Linked DNA regions of Homo sapiens: region 1 is linked to region 2. A link is a contact called in ENCODE Hi-C or POLR2A ChIA-PET data. All regions are on one chromosome and are shown on one strand. Each heading gives the region's core, a stretch centred on a gene start or an enhancer-like site at or near the end of the contact. The rest is flanking DNA. Distances are from core to core; before and after follow the strand shown.

Region 1 (5,107 bases), core at 1,472-3,971, 120 kb before region 2:
CCTGGATTATGGAGTCATGATTCTAAATGGCTGTTTAACTGTGTTTTCCTTCATTTCTTTAAAAAAAAGTTAAAATTTAAGTAAGTGAGTTACATGCAAAGGAAATGAGGAGCACTGCGCCCATCATCCCATGGAGGACAGTATTGAGCACCATGGGAGGAAGAGGCCAGGAGGTATCGTGGCTACTAGCGACTGCCTGCTGGCTTTTTGGACTTGCTCCCCACTTGTCTGGCATAGTATCCTTCATTGTCTGCCCCATCTTATACATGAGAAAAAGAGAGCCCAGAGAGTTCTGGGCCAAGGTCACACAGCATTGGAACTCAAAGACCAGTTGGTCCAACCCCAAAGCCGAGCTTTCCTCCTTCCCGTGCTGAGTTAGAGCATTTTTAGGCTGTCTCCTCTTGAGCCCCACTGATGGCTACTCTAGAGTGACAGAGAAGAACCCAGAGGTCCAGAGAGAAGTGACTCCTAGATCACACAGCTTGCAGCAGAACCAGGATTAGGATTCCTACCTGGAGATGCCAGGCTCTGCCTACTATGGGCAGGGCTCTGCCAGAACTGGGTGGGGAGATAGATGCAGGAGGAATCATGGTCCTCCCCTGCCCCCAGGGAGGTTACAGTCTCAGGGATAAGATGAAGGGCCCCAGCATGGTGACATGCAAGACCACGCCATCTCCTTAGTCCAGGACCACATCTCTAGACCCTGGCTTCCCACAGCACCGACGCTCTGAGCCTCACTTTGGGCCCTGGAGCATGGATCCGGGACACTAGGGAAGCTCTCTCTGCCCCTCAGTGCGTGGCCCTTTGAGGAATCCTTCACGCTGCCAGATTCAAATCACAGCCTCTACAGTTTATCAATCACTAGACCTTGAACAAGTTGCTTAACCACTCCGAGCTTGGTTTGTTCATCTGTAAAATGGAATTAACAATGGCACCCACTTGATAGGATTAATATTGGGATTAAATGAGTTAAGGCAGGTAAAGGGTTTAGAACAGTGGCTGGCATGGGGACACAGGAAGTGCTCAATTATTCTTCATCCGAGAATTCGTTTACTGGGCAAGTATGTGCATCCCATGCTGGGGAGGCAGAGGGGAGCCATGGACCCTGCCTGCCTGGAGCTCGTGTGCTTAGGGCCTGGGGAGGCATGGGAAATGGGTAAAGACCCTTGTGCAGGTGTGAGCTGCAGTGCAGGTGAGCACCGGGCATTTAGGGGCCTGGAGGCCAGGGGTCAGTGACGGCTCCCAGGAGAGACGGCAAAGCTTAATCTTTTTTTTTCTTTTTTTTGAGATAGAATCTCGCTCTGTTGCCCAGGCTGGAGTGCAGTGGTGTGATCTCGGCTCACTGCAACCTCCCCGTCCCGGGTTCAAGCAATTCTCATGCCTCAGCCACCTGAGTAGCTGGGATTACAGGCACCTGCCACCACGCCTGGCTAATTTTTGTATTTTTAGTAGAGATAGGGTTTCGCCATGTTGGCCAGACTGGTCTCTAACTCCTGACCTCAGGTGACCCACCGCCTCAGCCTCACAAAGTACTGGGATCACAGGCATGAGCCACCGCGCCCAGCCAGCAAAGCTTAATCTTGATAGATGAGGGGTCGTATACCAACTGGACAATGGTAGGGTCAGGCATCCAGGGAGGATGACAGCACAGACGGAGGCCCAGAGACCAGGAAGAGCCAGTCACAACTAGGAAGCTGCAGGTGCCCAGGATGGCTGGATGGCTGAGGTGTGACAGGCGGTGATGAGAGATGCCACCAGGAGCCTCAGCAGCTGGGATGCATTGCATTCTGTCCCCAAAAAGAAATGTATTGAACTCCTGACCCCCAGTACCTGTGAATGTGACCTTTATTTGGAAATGGGATCGTTGCAGATGTCATTAGTTAAGATTAGGTCTTACTTAACATTGGTTAAGATTAGGTCCTAATACGACTGGAGTCCTTACAAGAAGGGGAGGGACGCAGGGAAGAGAAGGCTGTGTGAAGACAGAGGCGGAGGCTGGAGCCACACAGGCATGGAATGCCAAGGGTGGCCGCTGCCACCAGGAGCTGGAAGAGGCCAGAGGGAGCTTTCCCTTGGGCCTTCAGAGACAGAATGGCCCTGCTGACACCTTGAGCTTGGACTTTTGGCTTCCGGACCTGCGAGAGAATACATATCTGTTGCTCTAAGCCGCCTGGTGTGTGACACTTTGTTACAGCAGCCTCAGGAAGCTATGTCCATGTAGGAAGGGTGGGCACAGCTGTGCCCAGATAGGGAGGGTCTGGCCATGGTGGCTTCTCTGAGTTCCCCTCAGTGCCCAGTGCTCAGCGGCACTTCACAGAGACCCGGCACCCTGCTCCCTGCTGGCGCCCCCACATCAGCCCTGTCTCTGCCCACAGTGCCCCTTCCTCACGCCTGTGTCCATGGCCCAGATCCTCACTGCAGCCAGCTCGGGGCTCATTGCTGAGAAATACGGCTGGCCTTGAGCTGGTGACGGGGCCCGGCTGGACTGGCATGAATCGTGTTTATCGCAAACAGGAAACAAAGGGAAAAAGGAAACAAAGCCTGGGATGAGGGGAGGGGGGCAGGCGGGAGTGAGGGGGAAGTGGGGGCCAGGCCAGGCGCTGCCCACAGAAAGGCCTATTAATTTCCTGATGTTTGCTCCAGGACCGAACAGCCCAGCGCCTGTTGAGGTTTATCTGTGTGGCTCAGCTGTGGAGCGTGCTGCCTGCCAGCTTCTGGGTGCTTCAGAGATTTGCCAGGCCCAGGAGGGGGCAGGAGGCGCCCGGAGCAGCTTCTGGCCCATCCATGACACCAGCCAGGGCTGCTTTTCAGTGCCAGTCATGGGTGAAATCGAGGTACATTCTGCCTGGTAATGAGGTGCCGCAGGCCTCAGCCAGGGCACAGGAATTGCTCTGCCTGCCTGGCCCAGCAGGTGCCCCCCAGCCCAGACTGACCTGGCCTGAGAAGCCAGTGGGGAGGGGAGTGGGGGTGGAGGATAGTGAAGGCAGAGGGTCAGCAATGAGGGAGTGGAGCTTATTGGGCACCACTGTATACCCAGAACCGCGCTCGCTTTGCTGCGTTGAAATAACAGTGTATTCGTTTCTTAGGGCTGCTGGAACAAGTTAACACAAACAGTAGACAACAGAAATTTATTCTATTACTGTTCTGTAAGCTACAAGTCCAAAGTCAAGGTATGGACAGGGTTGCCTCCTTCTGGAGGCCCTGAGGGAAATTCCGTTCCAGGAGTGTCTCCAGCTTCTGGTGGTGGCAATCGTGGGGTCCCCGGCTTGTAGATGCGTCGCCCCAAGCTCTGTCACATCATCATGTGCTGTTCTCCGTCTGTCTACGTCTGTGTCCAGATTTCTCTCTTATGAAGACAACAGTCATTGGATTCATCCAATGGAGACTGGAGTGCAGTGGCGCGATCTCGGCTCACTGCGATCTCTGCCTCCCAGGTTCAAGTGATTCTCCTGCCTCAGCCTCCTAAGTAGTAGCTGGGATTACAGACATGCACCACCACACCTGGCTAATTTTTGTAATTTTAGTAGAGACAGGGTTTCACCATGTTGGCCAGGCTGGTATTGAACCCTGATCTTAAGTGATCCACCCGTCTCGGCCTCCCAAAGTGCTGGAATTACAGGCGTGAGCCACCGATCCTGGCCCAAAGACCCTGTTTCTAAGTAAGGTCACATTCTCAGGTCCTGGGAAGTTAGGACACCAGCATATCTTTTTGGGGGACACAATTTGACTCTTAAGAAACTATTAACATTTCCTGACGGCTTATTTGCTGCCCAGCACTCTGCTATTCATGAGCTCTCTGATTGGATCGTCATAACAGAAATATGAGGTAGGCACTGTTACTTCCCCATTTTATTGATGAGAAAATTGAGGCTCAGAGACAAGTAGCTAAAATGTGGGCAGGTCCCAAATCGAGATCCAGACCTAGGAAGATATTACACAGAGTCACGCTGTGAGGTGAGGGATATAGAGTATGGCAGTCCGGAGCACTAAGAGCATTTAGTAAAGGCATGCAATGCGGTTGGAGAGGCCATGGTGGCTTCCTGGAGGAGGTGATGCGGAGGCAGAGGCTAGGGGGTCTTCCTGGAGGAGATGCTGCCGTAACAGAGATTTGGAGTGTGAGTAGGAGATTGTCATTTTACAGACAGGGAGACAGAGGCCCAGAGGACGGGAGGACAAGTCCAAGGTCACAGTGTTGAGGGCTGAGTGTGGCGGCTCCAGTCTCTGCATCTTGGGGCAAAACAAGACAGGAGCCCTGGCCCCCACTCTCCCTTCTTCCATCCCTTCCCCATCAAAGGGGTCCTGGTCCAACCCTGTTCCCTAGAGAGTGCCCTGGTGGTCTTGGCCATCCCCCAAAGGTGCTGGGGACATGACAGCAGGGCTGGGGCCCAGCTCTGCCACTTCCTAGCTATGCATCCTCGGGTACCTCTTCACCTCTCTGAGCTGCTTACTGCAACAGCAACTGAACAGGATCAAATAAGATGACAGATGTGAAGGTGGTTTGGAACCTAACACCCAGGAAATGTTGCCACTTCTAAAACACTTGAGATCCAATCACAACCACACCTCTCCCCCGACTCTCGCTGGCACACCCAGCTGCACCCACCACCCACTGTCCTGTGCCATGCTCTCCCTCCCCTCTGGGACTTCGCACAGGCTGTGCCCTGCCAGGAATGTCTTCTCCCTGTTCCTGTCTTCTTTGCAAACTCTCAGCTTTACAACATGCTGGCTGGGTGACCCTGGAGGAGTGATGATGTCTCTAGACCTCCGTTTCCACAAAATGGAGATAACTCACGTGCCTACTTCCTAGGCTGCGGTGCGAATGAGATGAGGTTATGTTCTTAAAGCCTTGAGGGCAGTAGCTGGTATTAGTCTGAGAAAATGGTGGTTTCCAATTGAGTGGCTGGGAAAATGGCAGTGGCCCCACTTACACAAACAGGGAGGACAAAATGCAGGGACAGGCAGGGGCAAGGGACAGATAGGAGAGCCAAGAACTTTGGAGCTGACTTCAGAGGCAGGATCTGAGAATAGAACCCAAGGGTCCCTGCCTCCTGAAGACACCAACCATTCCTCTTCCCAGCAGCACCCCTAGGATGGCCTGTCCTGCTTC
Region 2 (4,907 bases), core at 610-3,109:
TATATACTATATATACATATGCACTATATATACACTATATGTGCACTACATGTACACCACATAGACCATATATATGTGTAATGTAATGCACGTGTAATGTAATGTGGCGTAGTGTAATGTAGTGTACATGTAATGCACATATAGTGTATATATGTGAATATAAAGTGCATATAGATTGCCTATGTAGTGAATATATAGTGCACATATAGTGTATGTGTAAATGCACGTATAGTTATATATAGTGCATGTATATGCACTGCATAGATACTCTATATGCACTATATATTCACTACATATTCATATGCTACATAGGCACTATATGTCCACTACATGTACACCACATATATGATAGATGTGTAATGTAATTCACACGTGTAATGTAGTGCACGTGTGTATATGTTTCGTGTACATATGTTTCATGTACACTATGTGCACTATGTACCATATATGCACACTATATGTGCACCACATATGTACTATATATGCGCTGTATATTCACTACACGTACACTACATATGCACGATATATACACTACAGCACGTGCACTATATATACGCTACGTATACACCATATATGCACTAGATGTCCACTGTAAATGCACTATATGTGCACTGTATACACTGCATATACAGTATGCGCTACATATATACTATAGGCACATTGTATTCCCACCGCACCGCAATGAGACAGGCATCATTATTATCTAGTTAGAGGCATGACCCAGGAAAACCCCACCAACCCTACCTGCACCACCCCTCAGGCCCCTGCCACAGGCTTCCTTGGGGCCTGCTGTTTTGTTGTTGGGTTTTTGCTTTGTTTTGTTTTGTTTTGAGATATGGTATCACTCTGCTGCCTCGGCTGAAGTACAGTGGCATGATCATAGCTCACTATGGCCTTGAACTCCTGGGCTCAAGTGATCCTCCCACCTCAGCCTCCCGAGTAGCTGGGGCTATAGGCACCTGGCTACTTTTTGTAGAAACGGGGTGTTTCACCAAGTTTCCCAGGCTGGTCTCAAACTCCTGGCCTTAAGTGATCCTCCTTGGCCTCCTGAAGCGCTAGGATTACAGGCGTGAGCCATTGCGCCTGGCCAGGGGCCCACTCTGGTGCTGGCTAGGACAGCTCTAGCCATGCCTGCTTTGCTGGGGAAGGGCAGGAACCGGATAATTTCTTCTTTCCCACCCAGGCCCTGCGCTTCAATCTTTGAGTTTCTTGCTTTGTTCGGGAGATTTCCTTTCATTTTGAATAAACAATCACTTAACGGCCTGTGGCTGCACCTCCTCCTGCTTCAATGGGAGGTGATCACAGTGTCCAACCTGACAGACTGTTCCAGACCCAGCTTCCCTGCCTGTGCCCCTCAACCAGACTCTGGCACCAAGAAATGACCACACAGGGTCTCCCAGTTTGATATGGGGTAACTTGAGCCCCAGGAACTCAGGCAGGAGCCACCCAGACCTATAGCCTAATCACAGCTCCACCAGGGTTTAGCTCTGTGACCTTAGGCAAGTGGCTTGACAACTCTGAACCTCCATTTCCTCTGCTGAGCACAGAAATAGTGACAGGTCCCACCTTGTGAGGCCATGAAGATCCTGCTTAGCCCAGTGCTTGATACGGGGTTATTGCTTAGGAAATGGTGGGGTAGGGTTATGGGAGCCGGGGTGAATGAGCCCCGAGAAGAAACCTCAACCCACAGGAGAGCTACAAATGATGCCTGAGGCCACACAGGGACACCCCGAGACATACCCCACCCCTCCACAACCCAGCAGAGGGAGGTGACAGAGAGGTGGCTAGAAGGAGATGGGGAACTGAGACTTCTCACAAGTACATGTGGGAGTCCCCGGCACCACCAAGTGCCACCACCCCAAGAAGTGAGATACACGGAGTGTGATGTTTCTCTGGCACAAGCCGTCCTCACAGCCCAGGAGGTGTGGCCCAGTTAGGAACTTGCTAATGACCTTCTCTGTCAGCTCAGGACTGAATGAGCAGGCTCCAGGCCTCCAGGCTAATGCCAAGCCCGACCCTGAGTTCTTAGGGGCCACACTGGAGAGTGGGAGGTCACGGCACATGCGGGTCCTGTCTGGGTTTTAGGGACAGGGCCGGGCTGTGTTCAGAGCTGTGAGTATGAGGGGACTGGGGCTTCTGGAGAGCGCCTGAAGAATTTACAAAGACCCTTGGTCATGGAAGTATAACGTGTCCGGGGCCAGAGGACTCAGGACAGAGGATCAGGGCCCAAAGAAGGGATAGGGCTAGGCGGCAGTGAGGCCTAGTGAGAGGCAGGGCTGGGTGAGAAGATAGAGACCAAGCTGGGGCTGTGGCCCGGTGAGGCGGGGAGGGGGCTGGTGGGGGATGGAGGCTTGGAGAGGGGCTCCAGATAGACAGTGGAGACAGGAACCAGGATGGCCACAGACCTGGGCCACTAGGGGCCCTGCTGGGGCATCTTGGTTGGGGGGAGCACGCCAGAGCCTGGGGGGACAGTGGGACCTGCCCGCAGCATCCTCACCGGGCAGCCATCAGGAGCTACTGTGCTGGGGACAGAGGTGTCTCGGGGGGTGTGGCATGTTGCTTCCCCTGAAAATGAGAGTGACTGGGCTCTTTTCTCGCTGGGAGAGAAAGCGGCTCCGCTCTCCTTCTGTCCACAGTTCTGCCAGCTCCTCAATGCCCCCTGCCTGCCCCAGGACAAGGGCAAAGCCAGGTATCTGGTGGGACCAGATTGGGCCTTCCTGCCCACGCCCCGGTCTGCCACCAAGCAGCCTACACCATCTCTGTTCTCTCTCTGCTTCTCCTCCTCCTCCTCCCTCCCATACTCACCTTCACTCCTGTTTCCCAATAACCACCCTCGGAGAAAGGAGTCAGAGGAGTTTGGACAAAGTTCATCCTCCCCAGCCCCAGGGTGCAGACACTTCCCTCTCAGCCACGGCCTCTGTTTGGGGCTGGCCCAGACAAGGGGAGGGGTAAGGGGGACATCCCTCTGGCTGCCTGTAGGGTCCACCCAGCCGGGGAAGAAGCCTCCACGCACGGAGGAGTTGTCCACAGGGAGGGCTGCAGAGCAGACAGAGACCCATTTACAAACCAGGCCAAATTTTTTTTTTTTTTTTTTTTTTTGAGACAGAGTTTCACTCTGTCGCCCAGGCTAGAATGCAGTGGCGCGATCTCGGCTCACTGCAAGCTCCGCCTCCAGGGTTCACACCGTTCTCCTGCCTCAGCCTCCCAAGTAGCTGGGACTACAGACGCCCGCCACCATGCCCGGCTAATTTTTTGTATTTTTTTTTTAGTAGAGGCGGGGTTTCACCGTGTTCACCAGGATGGTCTCGATCTCCTGACCTGGTGATCCGCCCGCCTCGGCCTCCCAAAGTGCTGGGATTACAGGCGTGAGCCACCGTGCCTGGCCTAATTTTCTTTAAAAGTGGCATTCTTGTCTTCTAGAAAATACGATGCCATTTTCCTGGCTTGGTGAGGGGTGAGGGGCATTATCCCATCTCCGCTGCCTCTGCCTCCCTCCCCTTCCCCTCCTGGCAGTGCTACTGCTGTTATTAATAGGAAGCAGCTTCCCGGGGCAGCCACCCAGTACAGGTCATCCATCTCCCTCAGAGCGGCCGTCACCCCCCACGGCTCAGCACCCGAGGAGTGGCACTCAGGCTGGGAGCTCTGACCTCATCCCCACTTCCCTCCCTGCCCCCCTCCTCACCTTCTAGTGTTGGCATAGCAAGGTCCTGGGGCAGGAAGGAGCTAAGCTGCCCAGCAGGGATGCCCCAAGCAAGCCTCCCTCCAACATGAAATGTTCATGCATTCATGCATTCAGCAAACATTTATTGAACACCTATTATGAGGCGCACACTGTTCAGGGCCCCAGAGTCAGAGCAATGACCAGACACAGTCCCTGCCCTCATGGAGCTAACTGACATTCCAGTGGGGGAGACAGATATGAAAAGAATAAACTATAAATAAATGACAAAATCTTAGATTTTAGACTCACAATGTCAAATGCAATGAAGCAATAAAACAGGAAAAGGAGATAGGATGTGCTGGGTTCGGGGGTGGTCAGGAGAAGGCTCTGCACAGAGGTGACATCTGTGCTGAGACCTGAATGATAAGAAGCAGTCAGCCCTTAGATCTGAGACGAGAGCATGCCAGGCAGAGAGAATGGAAGGGCAAAGGTGTGGAGAGAGACCGAGTTCTGGCGGTACAGGGGCAGAAAGGGTCAGTGTGGTAGGGCAGTGGAGGAGATCTTGGGGTGAGAAGAGGCTGGAAAAAGAAGAGAAGGTTAGGTCAGGCATGGGACACAAAGAGAAGCTTGGATTTTTTGTCTTTTTTTTTCCAAGATGGAGTCTCGCTCTGTCACCCAGGCTGGAGTGCAGTGGCACAATCTCGGCTCACTGCAACCTCTACCTCCTGGGTTCAAGTGATTCTCCTGCCTCAGCCTCCCGTGTAGCTGGGATTACAGACGCGCACCACCACACCCTGCTAATTCTTTGTATTTTTAGTAGAGACGGGGTTTCACCATGTTGGCCAGGCTGGTCTCGAACTCCTGACCTCAAATGATCCCCCGCCTCGGCCTCCCAAAGTGCTGGGATTACAGGTGTGAGCCACTGAGCCCAGGCTTTTTTTTTTTTTTTTTTTTTTTTTTTGACACAGGCAGGGTCTCACTCTGTCACCCAGGCTGGAGTCCAATGGCCTGATCATGGCTCACTGCAGCCTTGGCCTACTGGGCTCAAGGGATCCTCTTATGTCCACCTCCCTACTAGCTGGGACTATAGGCACGTGCCACCATGCTCAGCTAATCTTTGTATTTTTTGTAGAGACAGGGTTTCGCCATGTTGCCCAGACCGGTCTTCAACTCCTGGGCTTAAGCAATCCACACACATTGGCCTCCCAAAGTGCTGGGATTACAGGCATGAGCCACCGTGCCCAGC

The links. A loop is a pair of places that touch in the nucleus more often than their neighbours do. ChIA-PET counts read pairs that join two places held with the same protein, here RNA polymerase II (POLR2A). Pooled maps may share reads with other maps.
Region 1: a loop to region 2 is called in a map of posterior cingulate gyrus, with 1.8 times the contacts of the local background. The contact joins two enhancer-like sites. A Hi-C loop is called at or near these places in 3 of 168 maps with a recorded cell type or tissue (GM18951, heart right ventricle and posterior cingulate gyrus) and 3 of 50 pooled maps. POLR2A ChIA-PET finds 5 or more read pairs at or near these places in 1 of 52 experiments (activated CD4-positive, alpha-beta T cell).

The regions. Positions count from the first base shown.
Region 1 is chr1:11,456,550-11,461,656 of GRCh38, reverse strand. No RefSeq gene overlaps it. Among named protein-coding and RNA genes, the nearest start is that of DISP3, 20 kb to the left of the region's middle. Within about 2 kb of position 2,721, at least 5 of the 41 ENCODE cell types and tissues checked have a DNase peak (open chromatin) inside an H3K27ac peak, as active enhancers do.
Region 2 is chr1:11,332,508-11,337,414 of GRCh38, reverse strand. No RefSeq gene overlaps it. Among named protein-coding and RNA genes, the nearest start is that of UBIAD1, 62 kb to the right of the region's middle. RefSeq lists an enhancer at 3,073-3,575. Within about 2 kb of position 1,859, at least 4 of the 41 ENCODE cell types and tissues checked have a DNase peak (open chromatin) inside an H3K27ac peak, as active enhancers do.